Linked DNA regions of Homo sapiens: region 1 is linked to region 2. A link is an interaction called in ENCODE POLR2A ChIA-PET data of the cell type or tissue named here. Cell type or tissue: MCF 10A. All regions are shown on one strand. Each heading gives the region's core, and the rest is flanking DNA. Links, peaks and the distances in the headings are about the cores only. Region 1 has its middle 42 kb from the start of PRR15. Region 2 overlaps PRR15-DT (PRR15 divergent transcript).

What was found. Peaks named below come from ENCODE experiments on the same cell type or tissue, not always from the same donor. Only the 100,000 strongest peaks of a DNase experiment are listed, where the experiment ranks them.
Region 1: POLR2A ChIA-PET joins it to region 2 with 10 read pairs; 3 of 35 experiments call an interaction of 5 or more read pairs at or near these places.

What each region holds. Positions count from the first base shown.
Region 1 is chr7:29,603,160-29,607,642 of GRCh38, forward strand. No RefSeq gene overlaps it. Among named protein-coding and RNA genes, the nearest start is that of PRR15, 42 kb to the left of the region's middle. In MCF 10A, for the core only: no CTCF peak of the experiment used is centred there; a DNase peak (open chromatin) is centred at 3,212.
Region 2 is chr7:29,536,459-29,543,896 of GRCh38, forward strand. All of the region lies in intron 1 of PRR15-DT (PRR15 divergent transcript), which reads right to left. Among named protein-coding and RNA genes, the nearest start is that of PRR15-DT, 24 kb to the right of the region's middle. In MCF 10A, for the core only: no CTCF peak of the experiment used is centred there; a DNase peak (open chromatin) is centred at 3,193.

The DNA of each region.
Region 1 (4,483 bases), core at 1,984-4,483, 66 kb after region 2:
TTTCTTTGGGCCAGGTGCAGCACAATCACCCATAAACCCTTTGCTAGTCAATAGAAAGGTACACTTTCTGCCAGAATTTAAAAGTAATTAAAGAAAGAGAAGTCACAGGAATGTAAATTACATATCTTATGGAACAATTCTGATAGACCTATGGAGATTTCACTGGCTGAAAGCAGTTGCAGTAGGGAGCACAAACCCTCATTGGCCAAGAGTGAACAATTGAACCTGCTCTGTTGATCTCCTTGGCTGAGAGTGTAGAGCAGTACAGAGTTTGGGGGAAATATATCATGGTATACTGAAATGGATTTATATGTATTTAGGAATATATTTGAGAGGCAAATAGTGTCATTTTGAATCATTAAGGAAGATTAAATATGTTTCTAAAATCCCATTTTTGGAAAAAACTACTATAAAAATTCTTATAATAATGTCAATATATGCAAGGAAAACTATTTGGAGAAAATTATACCAATCAATTAATAATAGCTATATCTTGAATATGATAATATAATTTTGCTTTTTACATTTTATATTGATGCACTATTTGAATGCTTTTTGTTTGTTTGTTTTTGAGACAGGGTGTCTCTTTGTTGCCCAGGCTGGAGTACAGTGGCATAATCATAGCTCACTGCAGCCTGGAACTCCTGGGCTCAAGTGATCCTCCTGCTTCAGCCTCCCAAGTAGCTAGAACTACAGGTGTGTGCCGCCATGTTTCACTAAGTTAAAAAAAAAATTTGTAGAGACAGGATCTTGCTACATTACTCAAGCTGGTCTTGGACTCCTGGACCCAAGCAATCTTCCCACCTTGGCCTCCCAAAGCACTGGGATTACAGGCGTGAACCACCATGCAGGGCCCTATTTGAATGTTTTATAGTGAGCATGATTACTTCTGAAAGCATACAAAAAAAGAAATAATGATTTTTAAAACATTTTCATAAACAACTATACACAAATCATTGTGCCTGTTTCTGATGATTTCGCCGTGACAGACTCCTAAGAGTATGATTTTGTATGCAGAAATATGCAATCTTTAAGTCTCCTGATATATTGTGCTGTGTAGTTTTTCAGGATGTTGGCCAATTTATGCTTCCATAAGCAGTTATTCACTCATTTCTTTATTCATGAACCCAACAAATATTAGTTTGTTGTCTGATGTGCCTGCTACTCTGCCTAGAGCTGGAGTTACCATGGTAAGCAATCCAGACATGGTATCTGCCCTCATAGGGTATATACGTATTAATCAAATGGATGTGTAATTTTTAAAAACTGTGATAAATGCTATGAAGGAAAGTAAGAGGTGCTATGAGAGCCCACTGATGGAGTAGATGGAGAACAGGAGTGGAAAGCATCCCAAGGGCACTCCCGGGGTTGGAACACAAGGCACACACACACAGTGGCTTGGGGTGAGAGGCCGATCATATAAACACAGAAAACATGAAGGAGAAGGTATAGTGAAGTAGAAAGGTACAAAATGGTGTGTCTCAATAGAGACGGTGTCAAAAACATCATTTCAAATGGAATTAATGATTCAAAAAACTATGGATTAAATAATATTGCTAAAACTACTATAATTTTTAAATGTTAATTTTTATATTAAAAACAAAATATAGTTTATATAGAAAAACAACCATAAAGAATAAAGAAGTCTAAATAACAGAAAGCATAAAAAAGAAATAAAACTAATCATACTAATTGCAAGAATAAGTATAAATGGATTAAAGTCTGAGAGTTAAATAACAAAGACTTTTAAAATGCAATCACAGTTACTGCTTATAAGAGGCTTGAAACAAAATGAAACAGAAGAAAGCAAAGCAAAATTTTTTAGAGAACAAAGTTAACTACATGGAGGAGGTTATATTAATTCTAAACAAGATCTAATTCAAGTAAAAAAAATATGAAGTAGGGTCATATTAACATTATTAAATTATATTATATTATAGAAAAATATGCCCCTGTATCCAAGAATCTTTATCTATATATACTTTATCTGTATCTTTATACAGTACCAACATGTATAAAGCCAAATAGTTCATATGCATGAGAAATCAGAGGATGACTATTATGGAGGTTATTTCACTATATCACTTTCCATATCTGACAGTTTACTAGACAAATAAAAAAAGGTTATTGAGTATTTCAATAATCTAGTAGATGTATAGAATTTTCTATCCTATCAAAGTCCCTACCCTACAAAGAGAGAATATACTATTCATTCAACTATTTATGAGACATTACAAAAATTGTGGTAACAGTGAGACTTCTATGAGTCCATAAGAAAAATTCTTAAAATTTTCATAAAGCAGAAAGCATACAGTCTACATTCTCTAATACTAGAAAATTATAAATAAAGAAATAAATTTTAAATTTGAAAAGCTATTCTTGGAAATTGACAAAAATCTCTTACATAACAAGTGTCAAAAAGAAAGCAAAAATCACAATTAAGGATGGCAAAGAGAACTCTATATTCTGTTATTCCTACTTTTTGGTGGGGGTAGGGCTGTTTGAGTCATTGATTTCCCAACCAAAATGCTTGTAGGAATTTTTAAAAATTTATCCTTGTATTAGGGATTTCCAGAGAAACAGAATCAATAGCATGTATGTGTGTGTATAAATATGCAGGGATAAAGAGATTTATTTTAAAGAATTGGTTTACATGAGCATGGCAGCTGTTAAGTCCAAATTCTGCAGCGCGAACTGGCAGGCAGAAGGCCCAGAGAAGAGCTGTAGCTTAAATCCAAAAGCAGTCTGCTGACAAAATTCTCTCCTTTTAGCAGGAGGTCAATCTTTTTTCTTAAGGCCTTCAACTGACTGGATAAGGTACAGCCACATTATGGATGGTAATCTGCTTTACTCAGAGTCCCATCCAAAAAATACCTGCGTAGAAACACCTGTGATGTTTGACCAAAGATCCAGGTACTATGGCCCACCCAAGTTGACACATGAAATTAACCATATCAATTCTTATAATTCAAAACACTTGCCTGTATGTTCCTAGCTTTGGACTTCTTTTCAAAATAAGCCCTTCTTATCTGCATATGTGGAGAATTTTTCACATCAGAAGAGTGTTTTTATAATTATGTTGAATGCATTATTTAAAAAGAGATATTTGCAGAAGAAAAAGAAATTTGCTATAAAGCTCTGAAAAGAAGTCCACGCCTATAGCACACAGGGTGAGTCAGAGGGTGTGGTGAGAGAACAGAAACAGAAAACTGATAATCACTCAACAAGCCAAACAAAGCAAATGCCCTGGAATCTCCATTCTTCTTGCCCAGGGACAAAGGCTAATAAGGGATCTGGTGTTTCAAGGCTAGTATTTCATCCCCTGCACAGAAGAGGTCATGAGCCGAACTACGTGCACAGTGTGAGAACACAGCATTTGCACCAAGGCTGGCCTCTCCCTCCATCCACTGCCCTCTCTCTGGGTCAGGCCTGGGCTATGTCTGGCCTTCATCACTGCAGGAGCCTCGGAAATGTACTCTCTGACAAGTCATTGAGTGTAGCCAGGGAAGTGTCAGATTAATGCTGATATGTCAGGTCAAGTCAGGCAGCAATATTTCTCTGTGTCTTACAGGAAAAGTCCAAGCTCTTTAGCTGCACCCTAGATCTGCAGTAATCCAGACCTCGGCCTGGCCAGCTGGTTGACCATTTTCCTGTCCATGAGTCCTCATTCTATTCACTGGTCTGTCTATTCAGTGTACCCCAAGTGTGTGTTATACATTCATGCCTGAAACTCCCATCCCTTTTTTCTCCTCTTCTGCAGGTCTCTATGCCCTTCCCAAACCTTCAGACCTTCAGACCTAGCTTGGTGCTTTTCCTTGAGCATCCTAGCTCACATCCTAGTGAGACCGCTCCTGGGGCTGCCGCTGCTGGCACAGATGGGTGGGGCTCATAGCACATCCCTAAACCAGGCGCTGTGCTAGGTGTTTCCTTGTGGATTCTTTCATTTCTTATTACATCTACACAACAATCCTGTGTGGCAGGTGTTGATATCGTAGTGGCAAGTGGTAGAAACCCCAACTCAAACTGGATTCACACATGAAAAGGTGATTATTTCATTTAAATGAAAAGTCTAGGGAAAGACATGGCTCTAGTGATGCACTGGGAACTTTCTCCGTCTCTCAGCTCAGCTTCCACAGAGCAGCTCTTTTCTAGGTTTAGAGAGAGGCTGCAGAAGCTTCTAGCTCTCAACTCTATCACCTGGACAGCAGAAGGCAGCCTGACTCTTTCCCAGGCTTCTCAGCAAAGTCTCATTCTGTCTCCGTGGTTACAAACAGGTCATTTGGCCATCTCTGAGTCAATCATTGTGACCAGAGGAATAGGATTGGTGATTGGCTTTGCCCAGTTTCATGGGTCCTGCTCCCTCAAAGGACCCATGCTAACACAGGGGAAAGAAGTGGTTCTGACAAGAGAACTAGAATTGCTGGAAAACTACAAACCACACGTCATGTTGGTGTCCATGAAACATTTTGACAGTGAAAGAATT
Region 2 (7,438 bases), core at 2,222-4,721:
GTTAAATTTGTCAAATGCTTTTTCTGCATCAATTGAAATCATGTGATTTTTCTTCTTTAGCTCATTATTTTGGCAAATTACATTTATTTTCAAATATTGAGTCAACTTTGCTTTCCTGGAATAAAACCCACATAGTGTTTGTGTATAATTCCTTTTATATATTGCTGGAGTTGACTTGCTAATAGTTTATTGAGACAGTTCCATATCTAAAAAAATTGGTCTCTAGTTTTTCTTTCTTTTCCTTTTTTTTTTTTTTTTGGCATGTCCTTGTCTGGTTTTGGTATTAGGGTAATGCTGACTGATAAATGAATTGAGAATCATTTCTTCTTCTATTTGTTGAAAGAGGTCGTATAGAATTAGTGTTAATTTTTCTTTAAATGTGCAGTAGAATTCAACAGTAAAACTGAGTCTGATTTCTTTTTGGAAGTTAATTATGGATTTCATTTCTCTAATAGCTATAGGACTATTCAGAGTATATCTTTCATATATGGTGAGTTTCAGAGTTTGTGCTTTCCAAGGAATTGATCCATCTCATCTAAGTTACAGAATTTATGTAGGTTGAATTGTACATAGTATTCCCTTTTTTTATTATCCTTTTAAGAGCCTCAGTATCTGTATACAGCCCTTGTTTTATTCCTGATGTTGGTAATTCCTATCTTTTTTATCTTTGCTAGTCCTATAGGTTTACAATTTTATTTATTTTTTTACAATACTGAGCTTTTCGTTTAATTGCTTCTACTTTGTTTTCCATTTCATTAATTTCTACTGTAATCTTTGTATTTTCTTTTCAAATCTGTTAAAAGTTGTTAAACTGTAATACCCCTTACATATATATGTAATGCCTCCCATATACACTCTAATCCCCTGCTTATTTTTCTGTACAGCACTTACTATCTAATAAGTATTTTATTTATTTTTATTTATTATCGGTAACTGCCATAATTCCCTACAGGAATGTGAACACCTTGAGGGCAAAGTTTTTGTCTTTTTCATTCATTGATACATCTCAGTGACTGATGCCTACAGGTGCTCAAAAAATAGTTGTTAAATGAATGAAGAAAGTAAAAACAGTGAAACATAAAAATTCTCCTATTACCAATATCTAAAAATGTTGAACAAAATATAATTTAAAAACTAACTGCACAGTTAATTCCATAAGAAAGAAAGTGAATCCCAGTATCCCAGACAGAAATGAAATCCAGTATGGGAGGTGATTAAGCCGACTCTGCAGGAGCACCCATGGTGGGGCATGGGGCAGTTTTGACCCAATTCACAACTAAGAGCTTAGTTTTTAACAGGAGATGAAATTTAGGTCTGTACCAAGTATGAACATGGAACTGAAACCACTGCATAAAGCCAGGATCTTCTAAAAGAACTGCCACCTAGGTAAATAAAGACCAGGAAAATGTAGCCCTTTGACGAAAAGAGTACTGGTGGATTTTTTAAAAAAATTATTTCTCCATGTAAAATCAAACCAAGAACTTACGCATCTTTGAAGTCCTAATTTATACTGCCCATTTTGTAGGAGAAAGCCCAAGTAGAGAAGCTAACACAAGAATTAGTCCTGGACTGATATTCTGGGTGCTGGCAGAGGAAGGATACGCACTAATACAGACCACGCAACTCTCTCATGGGAAAAACTTAGCCCCTCTGAAGATAAGCTCACAGTGAAAAAATCACAACTGATTAAAAGATCTAAAATGAGCAAGAGGAAGCAGACCAAGATGGCACAATAGAAGCCTCCACCAATTGCACCCTCACCACCATGAAACGACACCAATTTAACAACTGTCTACACACACACACGCTATAAGAACAAAAATCAGGCGAGCACTCACAGTACCTGGCTTTAACTCTGTATGGCTGAAAGAGGCACTGAACAGGTAGGAAAAAGTCTTGAATCCCTCCCTGGCAGCAGCGGTGTGGTGCGGAGAGCATTTCTGTGTGCTAGAAGAGGGAGAATGCAGCAATTGTGAGACATTGAACTCACTGCTGCCCCTTTATAGCAGAAAGGAAAACCTCAGCTGATGCCTGCCCACAGAGGGAGCACTTAAACCAGCTCTAGCCAGAGGGGAATCGCCAATCTTAGCAGTTGGAAGTTGAGTTCCCACAGATCTCATCACGACAGGCTAGCAGTGCTCTGGGGCTCTAAATACATGTGAAAGGCAGTCTAGGCCACAAGGACTGCAACTTTTAGGCGAGTCCTAGTGCTGATCTGGGCCCAGAGCCAGTAGACTGGGTATGGGGTATGAGACCTGCTGAGACAGCAGCTGGAGCAACTAAGGGAGTGCGGGCATCACCCCTCCCCTAACCCCAGGCTGCAGAGCACACGGCTCCCTTACTTCCATTTGAGGAGAGGAGAGTGAGGAGTGGGGAAGACTTTGTCTTAAATCTCGGATACCAGCTCAGCCACAGCAGAATAGGGCACTGGTCAGAGTCATGAGGCCTCCATTCCAGGCTCTAGCTTATGGATGACTTTTCTAGACACAACCTGGGCCAGAAGGGAACATGCTGCCTTGAAAGGCAGGACACAGTACTGGCAGCATTCATCACCTTCTAACTGAAGAGCTCCTAGGCCCTGAGTAACAAGCAGCAATACCCAGGAACTATCTCAAGGGCCTTGGGTGACACTCTGAGACTTACTGGCTTCAGGTGAGACTCAGCACATTCCCAGATGTGGTGGTTATGGGGTGAGACTCCTGCTTGGGGTGGCTATGGGGTGAGACTCCTTCTGCTTGTCTCAAAAGCAAAGGGGACCTTGTCTTGCAACTTAGGTCCCAGCTTGGTCACAGGCATACTCTCCAGGCTCCTGGGGTCCCCAATTCCAGAATTTGGCTCTTGGATGGCATTTCTGGACCTGCTCTGGGCCAGAGGGGAGCCCACTGCCCTGAAGGGTGAGTCCCAGGCCAGGCAGCATTCACCACAAGCTGAATGAAGAGCCCTTGGACCTTAAAGGAACATCAGTGGTAGTCTGGCTCTACTCCCCATGGGCCTGTGGTGGCAGTGGCCATGGGCTAAGTCTCCTCTGTCTTTGGAAAGGGGAGGAAGGAGTGAGCAGGACTGCATCTTGTGGTTTGGGTGCCAGCTCAGCCACACTACAATAAAACACCAGGTAGACTTCTATGGTTTTTGACTCTAGTCTCTGATTCCCAGATTGCACCTCAGGACCTGCCCAGGGGCCTAGGGGAACTCGCCACGCTAAAGGGAAGGGCACAGGCCTGGCTTTGCCAACTGCTGACTGTAGAGCCCCAGGGCCTTGAGCAAACTTAGGCAATAGTCAGAAAGTAGTTACAGCAGGCCTTGGGTGAGACCCAGTGCTGTGCTGGCTTCAAGTCTGACCTGGCACAGTCATAGTGGTGGTGGCCACAGGGATGCTTGTGTCACTCCACCCCCAGCTTCAGGTGGCTCAGAACAGAGAGACTCCATTTGTTTGGGAGAAAGTAAGGGAAGAGAACAAGAGTCTCTGCCTAGTAATCCAGATAATTCTTGCAGATCTTATCCAAGATCATCAAGGCAGTACCTGTACAAGTCTGCAAGAACCACAGCATTACCAGGCTTGGGGTGCCCCCTAAAGAAGATGCAGTTAGATCACCACACCCAAGACCTTTAGAATATCTAGAAAGCTTTCACAAGAAGGATAGGTACAAACAAACTCACAAGGCAAAGACTGTAACAGATACCTAAATCTTCAATGCGTAGACACAGATGAACATCTATAAGCATCAAGACAGCCCAGGAAAACATGACCTCACCAAATGAACTAAATAAGGCATCAGGGACCAATCATGGAGAAACAGAGATATGTGACCTTTCAGAGAGAGAGTATTCAAAATAGCTGTGTTGAGGAAACTCAAAGAAATTTAAGATAACACAGAGAAAGAATTCAGAATTCTATTAGATGAATTTAACAAAGACAAATAAAAGAATCAAGCAGAAATTCTGCAGCTGAAAATGCAATTGGCATGTTGAAGAATGCATCAGATTCTTTTAATAGCAGGAATGATCAAACGAAAGAATTAATGAGCTTGAAGACAGGCTATTTGAAAATACACATCAGAGGAGACAAAAGAAGATAAGAAAACAATAAAGCATGCCTACAGGATCTAGAAAATAGCCTCACAAGGGTAAATCTAAGAGTTATTGGCCTCAAAGAGGATGCAGAGAAAAAGATAGGGCTGGAATGTTTTCTCAAAGGAATTATAACAGGTAACTTTCCAAACCTAGAGAAAAATACCAATATCAAAGTACGAGAAGGTTATAGAACACCAAGCAGATTTAACCCAAAGAAGAAAACCTCAAAGCACTTAATAGTCAAATGCCTAAAGATCAAATATATAGAAAGGATCCAAAAAGAGGCAAGAGAAAAGAAACAAGTGACACACAATCAAGTCCAATATGTCCAGACTTTTCAGTGGAAACCTTACAGGCCAGGACAGAGTGGCATGACATATTTAAAATGATGAAGGCAAAAAAAGTTTTACCCTAGAATTGTATATCTGGTAAAAAAAAATTATATATATATAACTATATATATATAATATATATATAGTTATATATAATATATATAACATATATATGTTATATATATAATATATATAACTATATATAACATATATAGTTATATATAATATATATATAACATATATATAACATATATAGTTATATATAATATATATATAACATATATATAACATATATAGTTATATATAATGTATATAACATATATATAACATATATAACTATATATATATATATAAAATCTATATATATCCTTAAAACATGAAGGAGAAATAAAGACTTCCCTAACAAACAAAAGCTGAAGGATTTCATCAACACCAGATCTGTCCTACAAGAAATGCTAAAGGGAGTACTTCAATCATAAAGAAAAGGACATTAATGAGCAATAACTAATTACCTGAAGGTACAAAATCCACCGGTAATAGCAAGTACACAGAAAAACACAGAACATTGTAACACTAACTGCAGTGAGTAAACTACTCTAAGCTAAGAGAGACTAAATGATGAACCAATCAAAAATAATAACTACAACAGCTTTTCAAGACATAGACAGTACAATAAGGTATAAATAGAAACAATAAAAAGGTAAAAGTGGGGCACCAAAGTTAAGGTATAAAGTTTTTATTGGTTTTCTTATTGCTTATTTGTTTATACAAACAAATAATGAGTGTGTTTGTATAAACAAATTATTTGTTAAAATAATGAGCTATAAGATAGTATTTGCAAGCCTCATGGTAACTTCAAACTAAAATACATATAACAGATACACAAAAAACAAAAAACAATAAACTAAGCCATATCACCAGAGAAGATCACCTTCACTAAAGGAAGACAAGAAGATCACAAAACAACCAGAAAACAAATCACAAAATGGCAGAAATAAGTCCTCATTTATCAATAATAACATTGAATGTAAAAGGATTACATTCTCCAATCAAAAGACATAGAGTGGCTGAATGGATTTAAAAAAGACAAGACCCATTTATCTGTTGCCCACAAGAAACACATTTCACCTATACAGACACATATAGACTGAAAATAAAGGGATGAAAAGAGATATTCCATGCCAATGGAAAGCAAAAAAGAACAGGAGTAGCGACACTTATATTAGACAAAATGGATTTCAAGACAAAAACTATAAGAGACAAAGAAGGTCACTATATAATGATAAAGGGGTCAACTTATCAAAAGGATATAACAATTTTAAATGTATATGCATTCAACACTGGAGCACCCAGATATATAAAGCAAATATTACTACAGCTAAAGAGAAAGAGAGAGAGACTCTAATACAGTAATAACTGGAGACTTCTATACACCATTTTGAGCACTGGACAGATCTTCCAGACAGAATATCAACAGGGAAATATTTAACTCAGTCTGCACCATAGACCAAATGGATCTAATAGATATCTACAGAACATTTCATCCAATGGCTGAATACACTTTCTTTTCCTCAGTACATGGATCAATCTCAAAGATAAATCATATGTTAGGTCACAAAATAAGTCTTAAAACATTCAAAAAAATTGAAATAATATCAAGTATTGTCTCTGACCACAGTGGAATAAAACTAGAAATCAGTAACAAGAGAAATTTTGGAAACTATACAAATACATGGAAATTAAACAATATGTTCGTGAATGACCAGTGGGTCATTAAAGAAATTAAAAAGGAAATTGAAAAATTTCTTGAAATAAATAATGAAAACACAACATATCAGAACCTGTGGGATACAGTAAAAGCTGTACTAAGGGGAAAATTTATAGCTATAAGTGCCTACATCAAAAAAGAAAAACTTCAAATAAACAAGCCAACAATGCATCTTGAAGAACTAGAAAAGCATCTCGCAGGCTGTGACGCTTTATTAAGAAATAAAGTCTCCTCTCCTTTTCAAATTAAAAAAGATTTAGAAAAGCAAGAGCAAACAAAACCCAAAATAAGTAGAAGAAAAGAAATAATAAAGATTGGAGAAGAAATAAATGAAATTGAAATGAAGAAACAACATAGAAGATCAAGGAAACAAAAAATTGGTTTCTTGAAAAATAAAACAAGATTGACAAACCTTTAGCCAGACTAATTAAGGAAAAAAGAGAGAAGATCCAAAAAAATAAAATCAGAGACAAAAAATGAGACAACTGATACTACAGAAAATCAAAGGATCATTAGTGGCTACTATGAACAATAAATTGGAACAACAAATGTATTGGCTAATTTGCCAATAAATTGGAAAATCCAGAAGAAATGGACAAATTCCCAGACATGTACAACCTGCCAAGATTGAACCAGGAAGAAATCCAAAACCTGAACAGACCAATAACAAGTAATGAGATCGAAGCTGTAGTAAAAAGTCTCCCAGTAAAGAAAAGCCCGGGACCCAATGGCTTCACTGTTGAATTCTACCAAACATTTAAAGAACTAATACCAATCTTACTCAAACTATTCCAAAAAACGAAGGGGGAAGGAATACTTCCAAATACATTCAATGAGGTCAGTATTACCCTGATAGCAAAACCAGACACATAAAAAAAAAAACAACTACAAGCCAATATCTCTTATGAATATTGATGCAAAAATCCTCAACAAAATACTAGCAAATTGAATTCAACAATACATAAAAATATTATTCATCAGGATCAAGTGGGATTTATCCCTGGGATGCAAGGATAGTTCAACATATGCAAATCAATCGATGCAATACATCATATCAACAGAATGAAGGACAAAAACCATATGATCATTTCAATTGATTCTGGTAAAGCATTTGATAAAATTCAACATCCCTTCATGATTAAAAAAAAAAGAAGCCCTCATAAAACTTGTGTATAGAAAGAACATGCCTCAACATAATATAAACCATATATGACAGACCTACAGATAGTATCATACTGAATGGGGAAAAACTGAAAGTCTTTACGAT